4 separate regions of the Homo sapiens genome follow, and all the other regions are linked to region 1. The links are chromatin loops, found by intact Hi-C in ENCODE. Cell type or tissue: IMR-90. All regions are shown on one strand.

Evidence for each region. Hi-C counts contacts between places; a loop is a spot of excess contacts. Peaks named below come from ENCODE experiments on the same cell type or tissue, not always from the same donor. Only the 100,000 strongest peaks of a DNase experiment are listed, where the experiment ranks them.
Region 2: a loop joins it to region 1, with 8 times the contacts of the local background. A loop is called at or near these places in 49 of 110 quality-filtered maps.
Region 3: a loop joins it to region 1, with 10 times the contacts of the local background. A loop is called at or near these places in 46 of 110 quality-filtered maps.
Region 4: a loop joins it to region 1, with 6 times the contacts of the local background. A loop is called at or near these places in 13 of 110 quality-filtered maps.

Annotation. Positions count from the first base shown.
Region 1 is chr2:65,571,035-65,575,034 of GRCh38, reverse strand. No RefSeq gene overlaps it. Among named protein-coding and RNA genes, the nearest start is that of LINC03050, 29 kb to the left of the region's middle. In IMR-90, a CTCF peak has its summit at 1,723 (motif pointing right); a DNase peak (open chromatin) is centred at 1,724; H3K27ac peaks cover 151 bases.
Region 2 is chr2:65,263,633-65,267,632 of GRCh38, reverse strand. It overlaps ACTR2 (actin related protein 2), which reads right to left. Exons shown (of 9, transcript NM_005722.4): 8 at 2,458-2,590. Among named protein-coding and RNA genes, the nearest start is that of ACTR2, 38 kb to the right of the region's middle. In IMR-90, a CTCF peak has its summit at 2,378 (motif pointing left); a DNase peak (open chromatin) is centred at 2,362.
Region 3 is chr2:64,915,643-64,919,642 of GRCh38, reverse strand. All of the region lies in intron 1 of LINC02245 (long intergenic non-protein coding RNA 2245), which reads left to right. Among named protein-coding and RNA genes, the nearest start is that of LINC02245, 15 kb to the left of the region's middle. RefSeq lists enhancers at 1,459-1,538, 2,549-2,598, 2,969-3,158. In IMR-90, a CTCF peak has its summit at 1,826 (motif pointing left); a DNase peak (open chromatin) is centred at 1,782; H3K4me3 peaks cover 222 bases; H3K27ac peaks cover 256 bases.
Region 4 is chr2:65,185,051-65,189,050 of GRCh38, reverse strand. No RefSeq gene overlaps it. Among named protein-coding and RNA genes, the nearest start is that of ACTR2, 41 kb to the left of the region's middle. In IMR-90, a CTCF peak has its summit at 1,607 (motif pointing right); a DNase peak (open chromatin) is centred at 1,600.

The sequences.
Region 1 (4,000 bases):
ACATTAGTATATAAAAAGACTTACTGCGGGAAAAAGTGTGCATCACAAATGAGCAAAGTCATGGAGTATCCGCAAGTCATGTGGGGAAGATGGACTCTCAGGGTTAAGAAAAGAATAGAAAGTTCAATACTCACTATGCACCATACGCAGAAAATTTAATCCCAGTTATTTTAGGCCATAAAATATAAAAAAGAAGTAGTTTTAAAACTAGAAATGTTGTAAGTGTGTATTTCACTGGTTTTGTAATAATATAGAACTTTCTAAGCCTCAAGACAATGGGGAGAAAAGCACAGAAGAAAAGCTAATAGTTTAACATTTCTTTTTAACTAGAACACTTAGTAGACATTGAGAACCTGCTGCTATATTGAAACTCAGAAAATCCTCTCCTAGGATCAGAGGCATAAAGATGCCAAGAAGTCAACCAAAGTTGTATGACAGACCAAGAAACGTCTGTTTCAGACATTTGGAATCCTATAAGATTCCATAAGTTACTTTCAATTGAACCAAATATAACATGTCCTAAACTTCACAGTGAGACTGCTGTTTCACATGACAGCCATATTCCAGATTAATGCAACCTGACAGCATGCTCTATTTTTCTTTTTCTTTTTCTTTTTCTTTTCTGAGACAGAGTTTTTAGCTCTTGTTGCCCAGGCTGGAGTGCAATGGCACGATCTCGGCTCACTACAACCTCTGCCTCCCGGGTTCAAGCGATTGTCCTGCCTCAGCCTCCTGAGTAGCTGGGATTATGGGCACCCACCACCACGCCCAACTAATTTTTGTATTTTTAGTAGAGACGGGGTTTAACCACATTGGCCAGGCTGGTCTCGAACTCCTGACCTCAGGTGATCCTCCCGCCCCGGCCTCCCAAAGTGCTGGGATTACAGGCGTGAGCCACCGGGCGCCTGGTCCCATGCTCTATTTTTCATTCATTCATTTCACAAAAGCTATTATGAGCCCAGACTGTGCAGCACTGTTCCAGGCTCTTGGCATCCAAAAGCTAACCAGACCGTGCTCCCTCCCTCATGTATTTTACCTTCTTTGGAGGCAGAGGGACAATAAATAAGTGCAGAAGTTAACAAACTTTTTCATATTGTGAGAAATGGCAACATAATATGAGCTCATATTTTTACAATCCAGAGTTGCTTTCATTAAGAATCTGTGCTTCTCAACCTTGGGTACACTTTGGACTAATGTAGAAAGCCCTTTTAAATACTGATGACTGGTTCCCATTCCCAGAGATTCTGGCATAATTGGCTAGGTAAAGCCTAGGCATTGGCCTTTTTTTTTTTTTTTTTTTTTTTTTTTTTTTTTTTTTTTTTGAGACAGCGTCTCCCTCTGTCACCCAGGCTGGAGTGCAGTGGCGCGATCCTGGCTCACTGCAACCTCCGCCTCCCTGGTTCAAGTGATTCTCCTGCCTCAGCCTCCCGAGCAGCTGGGATTACAGGCGCACGCCCGGCTAATTTTCTTTTTGTTTTTTGTTTGTTTTTTTTTAGTAGAGATGGGGTTTCACTGTGTTGCCCAGGCTAGTCTCGATCTCCTGAGCTCAGGCAATCCATCCGCCTCGGCCTCCCAAAGTGCTAGGATTACAGGCTTGAGCCACCGCGCAAGGCCTTTTGTTTTTTGTTTTGTTTTGTTTTTCCCATCCCCTCAAGTGATTCTAATGTACGGCCAGAAGAGAACTGAAAAGGGTATATAAAAGAAACTACCACTAGATGTCACTGTCCCCAAAGGTTTGAAGAGAAACAGTCCTCAAGTAGTCAATGGCTAAGTTCCCGCTAGATAAACAGACTTGATTTTGCCATATTTTGGATCCAAGCAAATGTCCAATACAAATATATATATATGTTCCTCAATTTATCTTTGGCCTGAATGAAGCAAGTCATACAAAACCCAAATGTGGCCGGGCGTGGTGGCTCACGCCTGTAATCCCAGCACTTTGGGAGGCCGAGGCGGGCGGATCACGAGGTCAGAAGATCCAGACCATCCTGGCTAACACGGTGAAACCCCGTCTCTACTAAAAATACAAAAAATTAGCCGGGCGTGGTGGCGGACGCGTGTAGTCCCAGCTACTCGGGAGGCTGAGGCAGGAGAATGGCATGAACCCGGGAGGCGGAGCTTGCAGTGAGCCAAGATCGCGCCACTGCACTCCAGCCTGGGCGACAGAGCAAGACTCCATCTCAAAAAGAAAAAAAAAAAAAAACCAAATGTATTAGTTTGCTGGGGCTGCCATAACAAACTTGGGGGCTTAACAGAAGCCCAAAGTGTTTTGTTGGAGAGTTATTTTCTCTTGAGGCCTCTCTTCTTGGTTTGCAAATGGCCATCTTTTTCTTTTCTCTTTTTTTTTTTTTTTTTTTTTTTTGAGACAGTGTCTTCTCTGTTGCCCAGACTGGAGTGCAGTGGCTGGATCTCAGCTCACTGCAACCTCCACCTCCTGGATTCAAGCAATTCTCCTACCTCAGCCTCCCGAGTAGCTGAGATTACAGGTGCACGCCACCATGCCTGGCTAATTTTTTGTATTGTTTTGTAGAGACAGGGTTTCACCACATTGCACAGGCTGGTCTTGAACTCCTGGGCTCAAGCAATCCTCTCACCTCGGCCTCTCAAAGTGCTGGGATTTCAGGTGTAAGCCACCATGCCCAGTCTTGCAGATAGCCACCTTTCCACTGTGTCCTCACATGGCTGTCCTTCAGCCCGTGTTGGCTGGGTCCTAATCCCCACTTCTTATAAAGATACCAGTAATACTGAATTAGGGCCCACCCTAAAGACTGTTTTAACTTAATGACTTCTTTAAAGGCCCTATCTCCAAATACAATCTACAGTCACATTCTGAAGTTCTGGGCCATTAAGGGCTTCAACATATGAATTTGCGGGGCGGGGCTGGGGGGAGGGCAGATACATTTTTCAAGAAATCACCAAGAAATCAAAAGCAAAACCAATCTACTTGATGAGTGGCAAATGAGTAGTTTCCCAGCCATCCACAATTCTAAAGATCTCTCACATAATAACTATGGAGCAAATTGGTTGCTTTAAAAAACAAAAAAGACTTTTAAAAATTATTTTTATTCTTTATTTCTTTAGTTTTTTTTAGCCAGGACATGTTCTTATATGAATTTTTTTTTTTTGCAAAAATCGTACTTCTTGGCCAGGCACGGTGCCTCACACCTGTAATCCTAGCACTTTGGGAGGCCAAGGCAGGCGGATCACCTGAGGTCAGGAGTTCGAGACCAGCCTGACCAACATGAAGAAACCTCGTCTCTATTAAAAATACAAAAATTAGCCGGGCGTGGTGGCGGGTGCCTGTAATCCTAGCTACTCAGGAGGCTGAGACAGGACAATCGCTTGAACCCAGGAGGCAGAGGTTGCAGTGAGCCAAGATCGCACCACTTTGCACACCAGCCTGGGTAAGAGAGTGAGACTCTGTCTCCAAAAAAAAAAAAAAAAAAAAAAAAGGCCTAATCCAAATAGGAAAAGAGGAAGAAAAACTCTCTCTCTTTGCAGACAATATGATTTTTTTCTTTTCTTTTCTTTTCTTTGCTTTTTTTAAGAGACAGAGTTTTACTTTTGTTGCCCAGGCTGTGCAATGGTGTGATCTCGGCTCACCGCAACCTCCGCCTCCCGGGTTCAAGCAATTCTCCTGCCTCGGCCTCCCAAGTAGCTGGGATTATAGGTGAGCACCGCCACGCCCGGCTAATATTTTTCTATTTTTAGTAGAGATGGAGTTTCACCATGTTGGCCAGGCTGGTCTTGAACTGCTAACCTTAGGTGATCCACCTGCCTCAGCCTTCCAAAGTGCTGGGATTACAGGCATGAGCCACTGCACCTGGCCCAGACAATTCGATTCTATACCTTGAAAACCCCATAGTCTCTGCCCAAAGGTTCATTGATCTGATAAACAATTTCAGCAAAGTTTCAGGATACAAAATTAATGTACAAAAATCAGTAGCACTTCTATACACCAATAGCATCCAAGCTGAGAGCCAAATCAAGACTGCAATCC
Region 2 (4,000 bases), 310 kb after region 1:
TACTCTGTAGCTACTATTAAGTGTCTAGGAAGGACACATCCTTATCTTTATGGTTGGTCAACACCTGAAAGAGAAACCTTAAAATGACATAGCAAGTTTTTCATTTACAGTATCACGATCTGCAAAAAAGACCCAATGTAACTATGTCATTCTAAATCATTTGTATATTTATGTCACATAAATGAACTGTAAGGGTTCTAACAATCCAAGATAAAGAAAAACATCAGTTTATTTACCAATTCTGAGACTGTTTTAATTGTTCCTTTTACTTTCTTGCTCTTACATAGGGGTCAGCAAACTTTTTTTGTGAAGGGCCAGATACTTGAGGCTTTGTAGGCGTGACAAGTACCCAACCCCACATGTAGCTAGAAGGTGCCCACAGACAATATGTGACAACAGGTAACATTATGTAAACAAATGGGCTTGGCTGTGTTCCAATAAAACTTAAAAAAAACAAACAAACCAGTTTTGGCATAAGGGCTATAGATGACCACCTCTACTCTAAGGGAAACTTAGCTAGCCCCTGAAGACACTGCTTCTGTAAATACCTCAACTGCTTTACTGTTTCTCTCTCACACACTACCTTAACCCTGGAGGTTTGGTAATATGAGTTATTGCTCTTCATTGCTGCTTCTATCTCGCTCATCCCTAAAACTCCATAGCCCCACTGAAACTCATTCTATCAGATCATTCCATCTACCACTCCCTCCTTGCTGAACTCATCTACAGATTCCTACAGACAAATTGCACCTGCTGTCAAGCAGCTGAACAAGATAGGAAAGAAACAAAACATCTTGCTATAATGTATCACTAACCTCAACTGAGCCCTTCCTGCTGCATGGCAATCCTATTACATTTCTCTATTCTCGCTTCCATTCTCCAAAACAACCATTTCAACCTCCTCCTCTATTCTAAAACTCTACCATCCCTCCCCTCCTCTCAGTGCCTCCTAACTGGTCTCTCTATGCCCACCTTTGTTCCCTCTTCCCCCAAGAGTCTATTCACCACACCAGACTTAATGATCCTTTAAAAATATACATCAGATCCTATCATTTCTCTGCTTAAACCGCCCCCACACCCAAGACTTTCCATTTCACCAGGAGTCAAGCCAAACCCTTTACCATGGCTGAACAAGACCTGCCCTCCTGCTACCCTTCTGACCTCATATCCCACCTGCCCCCCTCCCTTGCTCACTCTGCTCCAGCCACACTGGCACACTCCCACCAACCTGGGGCTTTTGCATTTTTCCTGCCTGGAAGATTCTTCCCCCAGACAGTCACAAGGCTCACTCCTCTCACGCTCAACTTAGGTCTCTGATCAAAAGTCACTTCATCCAAAAGGCCTTTCCTGATCACAGTTTATGAAGGAGCACACTACCTCCCCAACCACTAACATTTTCCAGCTCTTCACCTTACTTTTCTTCATATCACTTATTACCACTAATACATTATTTAGACTAAAAGCAGGGATTCTGTTTTCATTGTTTTGTTTGTCCCCGGCACCTAGACCTATGTCTGGCACCCAGGAGTTCAAGAAATGTTTGCTGAATAAATGATCACCTGAGATTAATTATAAATTATATGTAAAACTCAATAAAATCAGAAAAATAAGTGAAGTACTTAGACAGTATGGCTCCTTTCCAGTCTGTTAATCTGTTTAATGTATGTGAGCCCATACTCAATTTAATTTCAACAATGAGTCATATATGAAAGATGTAACATACAGTACTCTGTAATACATAATCTCATTATCTAAAACAGTTGATCAAAGTCAGTGAGACAAAGCTCAGAGATTAACTCAGGATTAGATAACTCTTGGTTAAGTATACAGCACATACTGTATACTTCACATAGTCCAGAGTCTGGTGGAAAAAACACAAAAACCTATGCCAAAGAAACATCAACTATTTCTAGTTTAAAAATTTCTTTCTACTGTACATACCAACAACAACCAATTAAAGTCTGTTTCAAGAGTTATGACAGTCACCGGAATGCAAAAAATTTTGAGACATGATGTTTTTCAATCTGACTGAGAAGACAACATATGCAACAAATAAAGTCAGAAATATGAGATAGCCCAAGAGAAGTGCTGAAGGCTGATTGCATATCCAAAAAATAAGTTTAAAAAAAGAACAAAACTCAAGTGGGGCATTTATTTCCCTATAGTACAGCAGGTTCTTCTCATGCATATACAGGTGCCTCAGAGTCCGTGCTGGTTGTTACAGATGAACCAGAACTTTTGGCCCTGACCTCACTGCCTCCATCCACCAACTCTATAGAGGTGACCAGAGCTTATCTTGAACTATTTCCTTCTTGCTATCATTTCCAGGATGCACTTGACTGCAGTAGGAATTTGTTTTGGAAGACGTCTTGCTCCCTCTGGTGGTTGTCAAGATTCACAAACTACTGTATAGCCTTTTAAAAGAATGTTAGTAATAGTTGATTTACTAATACTTACAGAAAGTTTTTCCACATCACCCTTCAAAACTCGTTCTAAGTAAAGCTGTTTAAGTTCTCGTTCCAACCGTGATGGCAGGCCAGGATACATAGTAGACCCTCCAGAAAGCACAATGTGTTTGTAGAATTCAGATCTAGAAAGGCACAATGGTTATTCATTTGGAGTTTTAGGTTAGGAAAATGGTATCTCAGGGTTACTGTTACTTATGTCAGCCTCGGGGTTGCTGGGAGAATTAAATAAAATTCCACATGTAAATCACAGGGCTGAATATTTGCTGTTATTACTACTGTGAAGTAACGACCCCTCTTTACATATAAAATCTTTTCATAATTTTGATGAAAATAAAATACTTCTAAAAGTATATAATACACTTTTTTGTGAATATAACTGAGACTTCTAATAATGACCAAGATTTACATTACAAACTATTTTATCACATGCTTCCCTAAAGCCACTAAGATGTGGTTGTTTACTATAATTAGCCCTATTCTACTTTAATCCAGAATTCCTGCTTTTTAATTTTTCATTTATCTTTTGTAGTTTTCTTTTTTGTTCCTTTGCTTAGAGGCTGTCTGCTGTTATTTTTGGCTAGACTGATGTGTATGCTTCTTATAGCAGTACCCTCTTTTCTGATACAGTACCCTGCTATCTACTGACAGCAGTACCCTCTATTCTGATATCTATGAGATCAGAAAATCCAATCTAAAAAGACTGCATATGTAGTAAAAGTAACAGAATCTGAGCGAGGGTCTGAGGAATAATTCTCACAGTAAAGTTTGGGAGCTGATTTGCACCCATTTTGGCCTTTTTCAACCTGGCTTCCAGGTTCTCAATGGCTAAAGCTACTGCAACTCTAACAAAGCATTGCTTTTGTATTTAATTGCCATAGCAAGCCCAGTGAATGTCGCATAAACTAAGCAGTTGAAATACAGATTCATGTGATAAGTACTCACAAGCATTTACATGTACATTTTCAACATGCAGAACACACAAAACAAAATTTGAGTTGTTCCACTTTGCAATGCAAACTCTGTGGAGAAGGTACTGAATCTGACTCCGCACTTTAGGTACGTCGAAGCTCTAATCAGCAACAGGCATGTACTTTTCTTTTTTTATTTTTTAATACAGAGTCTCACTCTGTCACCCAGGCTGGAGAGCAGTGGTGCGATCTCGGCTCACTGCAACCTCCGCCTCCCAGGTTCACGCCATTCTCCTGCCTCAGCCTCCCGAGTAGCTGGGATTACAGGCACCCGTCACCACACCCAGCTAATTTTTTGTATTTTTAGTAGAGACGGGGTTTCACCATTTTGGCCAGACTGGTCTTGAACTCCTGACCTCGTGATTCGCCGGCCTCGTGATTCACCGGCCTCAGCCTCCCAAAGTGCTGGGATTACAGGCGTGAGCCACCGCGCCCAGCTGGCATGTACTTTTAAATACAATTTTGCTGTGAATGAACATCAAAGAACAAAATCATCTCCCTAATCCCTATCATGAGAATTTACCATAATTATGAAGGCTAGATTCGATTTCTGATCATCTTCTA
Region 3 (4,000 bases), 660 kb after region 1:
TAAAACATTAGCTTCTGGCCTCCCTTACTCATCTCATGGCCCACCAGTGGGCCTCACTGCACTGCTTGGGAAACTAGGTTTTAGGGGAACTCAAAGAAGGCTCAGAGCCTGGCAGCTGCATACATAGGCCCACTACACATATGTGAGATGTGCTTTGACATCTGCGTGTTTTCCCCATTGTGAGGATGTGGGCTCCCATTCAAGCTTGGTGCTGAGCCTGGCACATCCTGATTGGGCCACATACTCTTTTTAAAAGAATAGCAAAGCTCACGACTCATGGCCAGGCAGTATATGATCAGTGCCATACATGCAGAGGCCCTAGTGCCTGAGGAACTCAGAGGAGGACACAGGCTTGTTCTTAGGACACTCTCTCTGGTCATGACTGTTCCAATCAGCCTGTATCAACCAGTGGGGGTCCCATCTGAGTTGTCCACCCTCCCTCTGAAATGTCCAACACCCCCATCAGAATCATCCAGACCTCTGCTGTTTCCTATTTCTAGGGGGAAGTGACTCTGCTTTGGACTGGTGGCATCAGGCAAAAAGAGTGCTCTCCGCAGGTTTGGTGCCACAAGTGGGACTAAGCAGGGTTTTGAGGGTCTTAATCACCCTTCTCAGGACACAGCAAGAGTTATGAATTAAGAGTCTGGAGGGAAGTGGGGACCTTAACTTGGGAATAACCCTAGCTCCTGGCCCTGTAGCCACTTTTCCTGTCCACATGGGGTTTCAGGCTGACAAGTCCCCTGACATGGCCCAAGGGGGACTTAAGAGGTTCCTAAGAGTGCTGAGGGTGTCACCATGGGTGGGGTGTTAAAGGAACTTCCTCTGGAGTGATGTCCTTCTCTTGAACTAGGAGTATCTAATTTGGTCCAGGTGAGCTTTTCAGTTTAGGGTAGTGAAGGGCGGTCCCTGGATCAGAAGCGTCAGCATCACCTGGGAGCTTGTTTGGAATGCAAATTATTCAGGCCAGACCTCCCACTGAATTGAAAATTCTGAGACTATGGCCAAGCAATCAAGCCTCCCCAGGTGACTGTGAGGTAGGCTCAAGTTTGAGAAACTTTAGAAATCGACTCCTTAAAAAATCCCAGCCAGAAACGGCGGGTCATACCTGTAATCCCAGCACTTTGGGAGACTGACATGGGAGGATCCCTTGAGCCCAGGAGTTTGAGACCAGCCTGGGCAACATAGGGAGACTCCCATCTCTACCAAAAATAAAAAATTAGCCGAGCATGGTGGCACATGCCTGTGGCCCCTGTTACTCAGGAGGCTGAGACGGGAGGATTGCTTGAGCCAGGGAGGTCGAGGCTGCAGTGAGCTGTGATTGCACCACTGCACTCCAGCCTGAGAACAGAGCAAGACCCTGTTTCAAAACATTAAAAATCCTCTCTCTGTCTCTCCTTCTCACACCCACACCTCCCACAGGCTCCCCACCCCGACTCCCCGCCCACACACACACCCATATACTTGGCCAGCAAAGGGCTGTAGTTTGAACATGTGGTTCAAGGAACACAAGTCGTTGCACAGCTGATACAGAAAATCCGAAACTTCCCTGCCCCCAGCCCTCCATCAGGAGTCTCCGGCTTCCACGACCACTTTCACACAGCCCTTATTGAACTCTTGGTTCGACCCTTACTTTTGCATTCCAACTGGATACAAAGCTGAGGACTGTTTTCCTATTATCTGCCAGATGAATGCTTGGATCGGTGTCCAGGCTGCCCGGTCGTGCTTAGTAATCGGAAACAGAGACAGCGGAAATCTCAAATTCTGGTTTCCTGCCGGGGAGCCAGCTCCAAGTCTGCGGGAGAGGAAAGGACGTTGTGACACAGCGCCACCCTGTGGCAGAAAGGAGAAGAGCCGCTCTTGGCCTGTTGTCTGCATTGGATCTCAAGGCCTGGGGTTGTCAGAAACCTGAAACCTTGCAGAACCCCAAAATAACAAAACTGTCATTTAAAGAGCACTTACTGTGTGTTAGGGAGGCACTGTGATAATTGTCTTATATTGTTATGGCCTCAGAGTTTCCCATGAGATGGATACTATTTTCTGAATAAGGAAACTGGAGCCCAGAAGGGTTAAGAAATTTGCCTAAGTTCACACAGCCAAGAAGTAGCCAGGCTACACATCCGCTGAGTGTGGTCACAGAGGCCACAATTTTTTTTTTTTTTTTTTTTTGAGACAAGGTCTCACTCTGTTGCCCAGGCTGGAGTGCAGTGGCACGATCTTGGCTCACTGCATCCTTGACCTTCCAGGCTCAAGTGATCCTCCTGCCTCAGCCTCCCAAGTAGCTGGGACCACAGGCATGCACTACCATGCCCGGCTAATTTTGTTTATGTTTTTGTAAAGACAAGGTCTCCCTATGTTGCCCAGGCTGGTCTCTAACTCCTGGGCTCGAGTGATCCTCCAGCCTCGGCCTCCCAAAGTGCTGGGATTGCAGGCATGAGCCACTGCATCCGGCCGAGGACACACATCTAACCACCACTCTGTCCTTCCAGTCACCTGCTCAGCAGAGAACATTCCCTATAGCAGGGCTTCTCAAACTCACACCTGCAGGAGGCACTGGGGAATCTTGTTAAAATCCAGATTCTGATTCGGCTGATCTGGGGTAGGGCCCAAGAGTCTACGTTTCTTTTCTTTTCTTTCTTTCTTTTCTTTTTTTTTTTTGAGACGGAGTTTCACTCTTATTGCCCTGGCTGGAGTGCAATGGCACAGTCTCAGCTCACTGCAACCTCCGCCTCCTGAATTCAAGCGATTCTCTTGCCTCAGCCTTCCGAGTAGCTGAGACTACAGGCACCTGCCACCACGCCTGGCTAATTTTTGTATTTTTAGTAAAGACGGGGTTTCACCATGTTGACCAAGCTGGTCTTGAAGTCCTGACCTCAGGTGATCAGCCTGCCTTGGCCTCCCAAAGTGCTGGGATTACAGGCGTGAGCCACTGTGCCCAGTCTGAGCCCAGTCTACATTTCTAAGGGCTCCTAGGTAATGTGGTGCTGCTGGTTCGTGGACCACACTTGGAGAGGTGAGGCCCTAGAGCAGCTGTCCAGTAGAACTTTCTGTGATGGTGGAAGTGCTCTAACTCTGCGCTGTGTCATACATCGCCACTGGCTGCAGGTGCTATGGAGCACCTGAAACATGGCTACTGCAACAGAGAAATACATTTTAATTTTAGTTCATTTAAATTAATTTGAATTTAGCCACATGCACATAGTGGCCTCCATACTGGATAGTGCAACATCCATCATGAGTGGGGGCTCAGGCTTGTCATTCAAGAGCCAAAATACCATGGTAGGTTAAAGCAAGACTATATAGGGTAACAAATTTTTGGAGTCATTAGAGATAGTATATTCAACACTGCTGTTTTACATATAAGGAAACTGGCCAGAGAGGCAAAGTGACTTGTTGCAGAGCCACAGAGCTGTTCCTGGCAGAGGGAAGGCTTCAGGTTCAAGGACAGCATTCTCCCTACCATGCCACATTTTGTTCTAGGCCCACTGACCTTCAAAAGAAAAATGTACATTTCCAATTTTGGGAAATCCAAGCTGGGTGTGGTGACATGTGCCTGTAGTTCCAGGTGCCCAAAAAGCTGAGCTGGGAGGATCATTTGAGCCTGGGAGGTTGAGGCTGCAATGAGCCGTGATTGCACCACTGCACTCCAGCTTGGGCGACAGAAGGAGACCTTGTCTCTAAAAAAAAATAATAATAAAAAAAAATAAAAGAAAGAAAATCCTCTATAAACAAAATGTAGCTGTTGGTAATAGTCAAATGCTATTTATTACTTTATACAACGTTTGAGGCAGTTAACCAGGTTTAAATGTTATCCAATTTCCTGAGGGAATTAACTGATTTTTGGCTACATTTGCAAGACCTGCATCACACGAAAAGAATCATCCCTTTTTATGGGATGTTTTGCAACACGAAGTTCTCTGGCAAAACCAAATTAAGACCAACCCCTGTTCAGGCCTCCCTGGTGTGTAGCTGGTGTCTTACCACATGGACTTCAGTGGGTACA
Region 4 (4,000 bases), 390 kb after region 1:
CACAAACTCTAAGGACCTCAAGTCAGATTCTCCAAGGAGTTCTCTTGAGGTCCTTTCTGTTGCCTACTTAAAGTGACCTGGCAACTAACCAAACATATGTGTGTGTGTATATGTGTGCATGTGTGTGTATGTGTGTATATAGACATACATATCTGTACACATATGTATGTGTGTATACATATACATACACAATACATATATACATATACACACACATACAATTAACAGAAGACATATGGATGGATGGCCATAGGAGCATAATAGTCATAATCTGGAAACAATCCAAATTTTAATCAGTAATAGAAATGGATAAATAGTGGGCCTGGCACAGTGGCTCACATCTGTAACCCTAGCACTTTGGGAGGCTGAGCTGGGAGAATTGCTTGAGCCCAGAAGTTTAAGACCAGCCTGGGCAACATGGCAAAACCCCATCTCTAGCCAAAAAAACCCACAAAAATTAGCCAGTTGTGATGGTGCACACTTGTAGTCTCAGCTACTACTTGGGAGGCTTAGGTGGGAGGATTGCTTGAGGCTGGTAGGTGGAGGTTGCAGTGAGCTGAGATCCCACCACTGCCCTCCAGCCTGGGTGACACAGCAAGACCTCGTCTCAAAAAAAAAAAAAAAAAAGAATGGATAAATAATGGTAGCATATTTTTTAATGCAATTTTTTAAAAAAGAATGAACTACTACCACAATGTGGGTAAATTTCACAGGCATATGTTAAGTCAAAGAAACAAAATACAGGCAGGGCATAGTGGCTCACGCCTGTAATCCCAGCACTTTGGGAGGCTGAGGCGGGCGGATCACAAGGTCAGGAGATCAGGACCATCCTGGCTAACACGGTGAAACCCCATCTCTACTAAAAATACAAAAAATTAGCTGGGCATGGTGGCATGCGCCTGTAATCCCAGCTACTTGGGAGGCTGAGGCAGGAGAATCACTTGAACCCGGGAGGTGCAGGTTGTAGTCAGCTGAGATTGCGCCACTGCACTCCAGCCTGGGCGACAGAGCGAGACTCCATCTCAAAAAAAAAAAAAAAAAAAAAAAAGAAAAAGAAAAGAAACAAAATACAAAAGAATGCATACAGTTTGATTCCATTTATATGACTTTCAACAACAGGCAAAACTAATCTATGCTGTTAGAAGTCAAGATAGTAGGGTAAGTAGTGAGTGGACAAGAGGGAGGTTTTGGGGAGATCTACTGGAATATGCTCTAACTTAATCTGGGTGATGATTACATTTGTTACGTAATGGGCTTATACATTTCTACAGTTTCATCTAGCTCTACAGTTGAGATGTGTGCATTTTATTACATATATGTTTACTAAGAAAGTGAAAAGACAATTCACGGAGAAATTTTTCTCCCTATTATTCATACATTGCATTTTCATCATTTGATAACATGAGTTGGGGATTATTTACAAAGAATGCTTTAGTTGTGAGGACATTCTAAGCCTAAAACTGGCAGAGACATTTCAAAAATGAAAATGTTATGTCTAAGGAAAAACAGCCCTCTTCCTTTGCTGCCTGTGACCGCTGTTACCACACTTCTCAGGTTCTCCTAAGCGAGCAGCGTGGCTTCCTGGGCTTCTACCAGAATTTACCAGCAGGGGTCAGCCCTGTACAAAACCCAGGCGCTTGAGCCTCCCGTGAATTGGAACTTGCTCTCTGGTTCTGTCAAGCCATTCTGGCCTTTTAGCTTTCTCACTTCACATTCCCAGCTACACTTCCTTCTGCTCTGTTACCACCACCCACTCCCGTGATCACAACATGGACCAGAAACTTCACAGCCTTCCTCACTCATTCAAACACGCTCTCCTCTCCTTCCGTGCTCTCAAGTAACCCCCGCAGCAACAGTCCTTTCAGCTTAGCAAGCTCTTCAGTCCAAGCCCTGCTGCTTTCTCTCCATCCTGCAGTCCCCTCCTCTCTTCACTCTCCCCTTTTCAACCCAGACATCACGGGTCATCAATGAAATCACTTTTGCAAACACCTCCAACTCTTTGACCATTCTAGGCCTCAGCTCCTAACCCCTTAGGATTTTCTGGCCGGGCGCGGTGGCTCACGTCTGTAATCCCAGCACTTTGGGAGGCCGAGGTGGGCGGATCATTTGAGGTCAGGGGTTCCAGACCAGCCTGGCCAACATGGTGAACCCCGTCTCTGCTAAAAATACAAAAATTAGCTGGGTGCGGTGGTGGGCGCCTGCAATCCCAGCTACTTGGGAGACAGGGGAATCGCTTGAACCCAGGAGGCAGACGTTGCAGTGAGCCGAGATTGCGCCACTGCAGCACTGCCGCTTGGGCAACAAGAGTAGAAAAAAAAAAAAGTTAAAAAAAAAAAAAGGATTTTCTGTTGCACTTGGGATAAAGTACAAAGCCCAATACAGAGCCCCCAAGGCCCTGAGTGACCCAACCTTGGGCTGGTATCTCTCCCACCATGACTCATGCACAGCACTCCCCTCTCCATGTTTTCCACTCTTCCCTCTCCCAGTGGAGAAAAAGTCATTTCCTCCAAGTCCACTCTCTCATTCTCTTTCCTAACAAGGGGTTTATTTCCTTCAAGACACAATATAAAACTTTATCATATTTGTATAATTGCGTATTTAATGTTTGTCTTCCGCTTGGGGCTGTGCACTCAACAGAAGCAGTGCCAAGCACTTGCTAGGTTCATAGAAGACACTTAAGTGTTTGTTGGCCAGGCGTGGGGGCTCACGCCTATAATCCCAGCACTTTGGGAGGCTGAGGCGGGCAGGTAGCTTGACCCCAGGAGTTTGAGACCAGCCTGAGCAACATGGCGAAACACCGCCTCTACAAATAATTGAAAAAATTAGCCGGGTGCGGCCAGGCGCGGCGGCTCACGCCTGTAATTCCAGCACGTGGGAGGCCGAGGCGGGTGGATCACAGGGTCAGGAGTTTGAGACCAGCCTGGCCAACATGGTGAAACCCCATCTCTACTAAAAATACAAAAATTAGCCGGGCGTGGTGGCACTCGTCTGTAGTCCCAGCTCCTCAGGAGGCTGAGAAGGGAGAATCGCTTAAACCTAGGAGGTGGAGGTTGCAGTGAGCAGAGATCATGCCACTGCACTCCAGCCAGGGCGACAGAGCCTCCAGAGCGAGACTCCGTCTCAAAAAAAAAAAAAATTATCCGGGTGCTACTCGGGAAGCTACTGTAACCCCCAGCTACTCAGGAAGCTGAGGTGGGAAGATCTCTGGAGCCTGGGCTGTTGAGGCTGCAGTGAGCTGAGATTGCGCCACTGCATTCCAGCCAGCCTGGGTGACAGACTGAGACCCTGTCTCAAAAAAAAAAAAAAAAAAAAAAAAAAAAAAGAAGAAAGAAAGAAAGAAAGAAGGAAATGTTTGTTGAATTAGAATGTCAATCTAGACCTTGACCCCACCAAGACAGAAGACAGGTGTAGTGCCCTCTGTTATTTAGAAAAATAATCGTAGTAGCACTTTACATTTGTATAGTATTTGTCTTTTCAAAGTACTTTAACATCTATTATCATAATAATAAAGATAGGTAAAAATAGGTTGCATACAATAGGTAAGTGCTATTTTCCCATTTGACAGGTTAAAAAAAAAATGAGTCACGAAGAAAGTTGGCTAAAATATCAGAGTAAGGACTAAAGCCAAAATCTCTAACCTACCCATTTGTACATCTTAATTAGTAAGTAAATATTCTGTCTTATGATCAAACTTGCAGTTGAGATAATAGCTTAATAGGTAAGTGTTCAGCCCTAGAGACATAATGTTCAGTTTCCAAACCCAGCTCCAGTACTTAACTTGCTGTGTGACCTGGCACAAGTTACCTAACTTCCCTGAGCTTCAGTTTCTCCATGCTTAAAGTGTGAATAATAATGCCTATCTGAGGTGGTTGTAGTGAGGTTATAAAGAGTATATTGCTAGGAGTGGTGGCTCATGCCTGTAATCCCAGCACTTTGGGAGCCCAAGGTGGGCGGATCACCTGAGGTCCCGTGTTCAAGACCAACCTGACCAACATGGAGA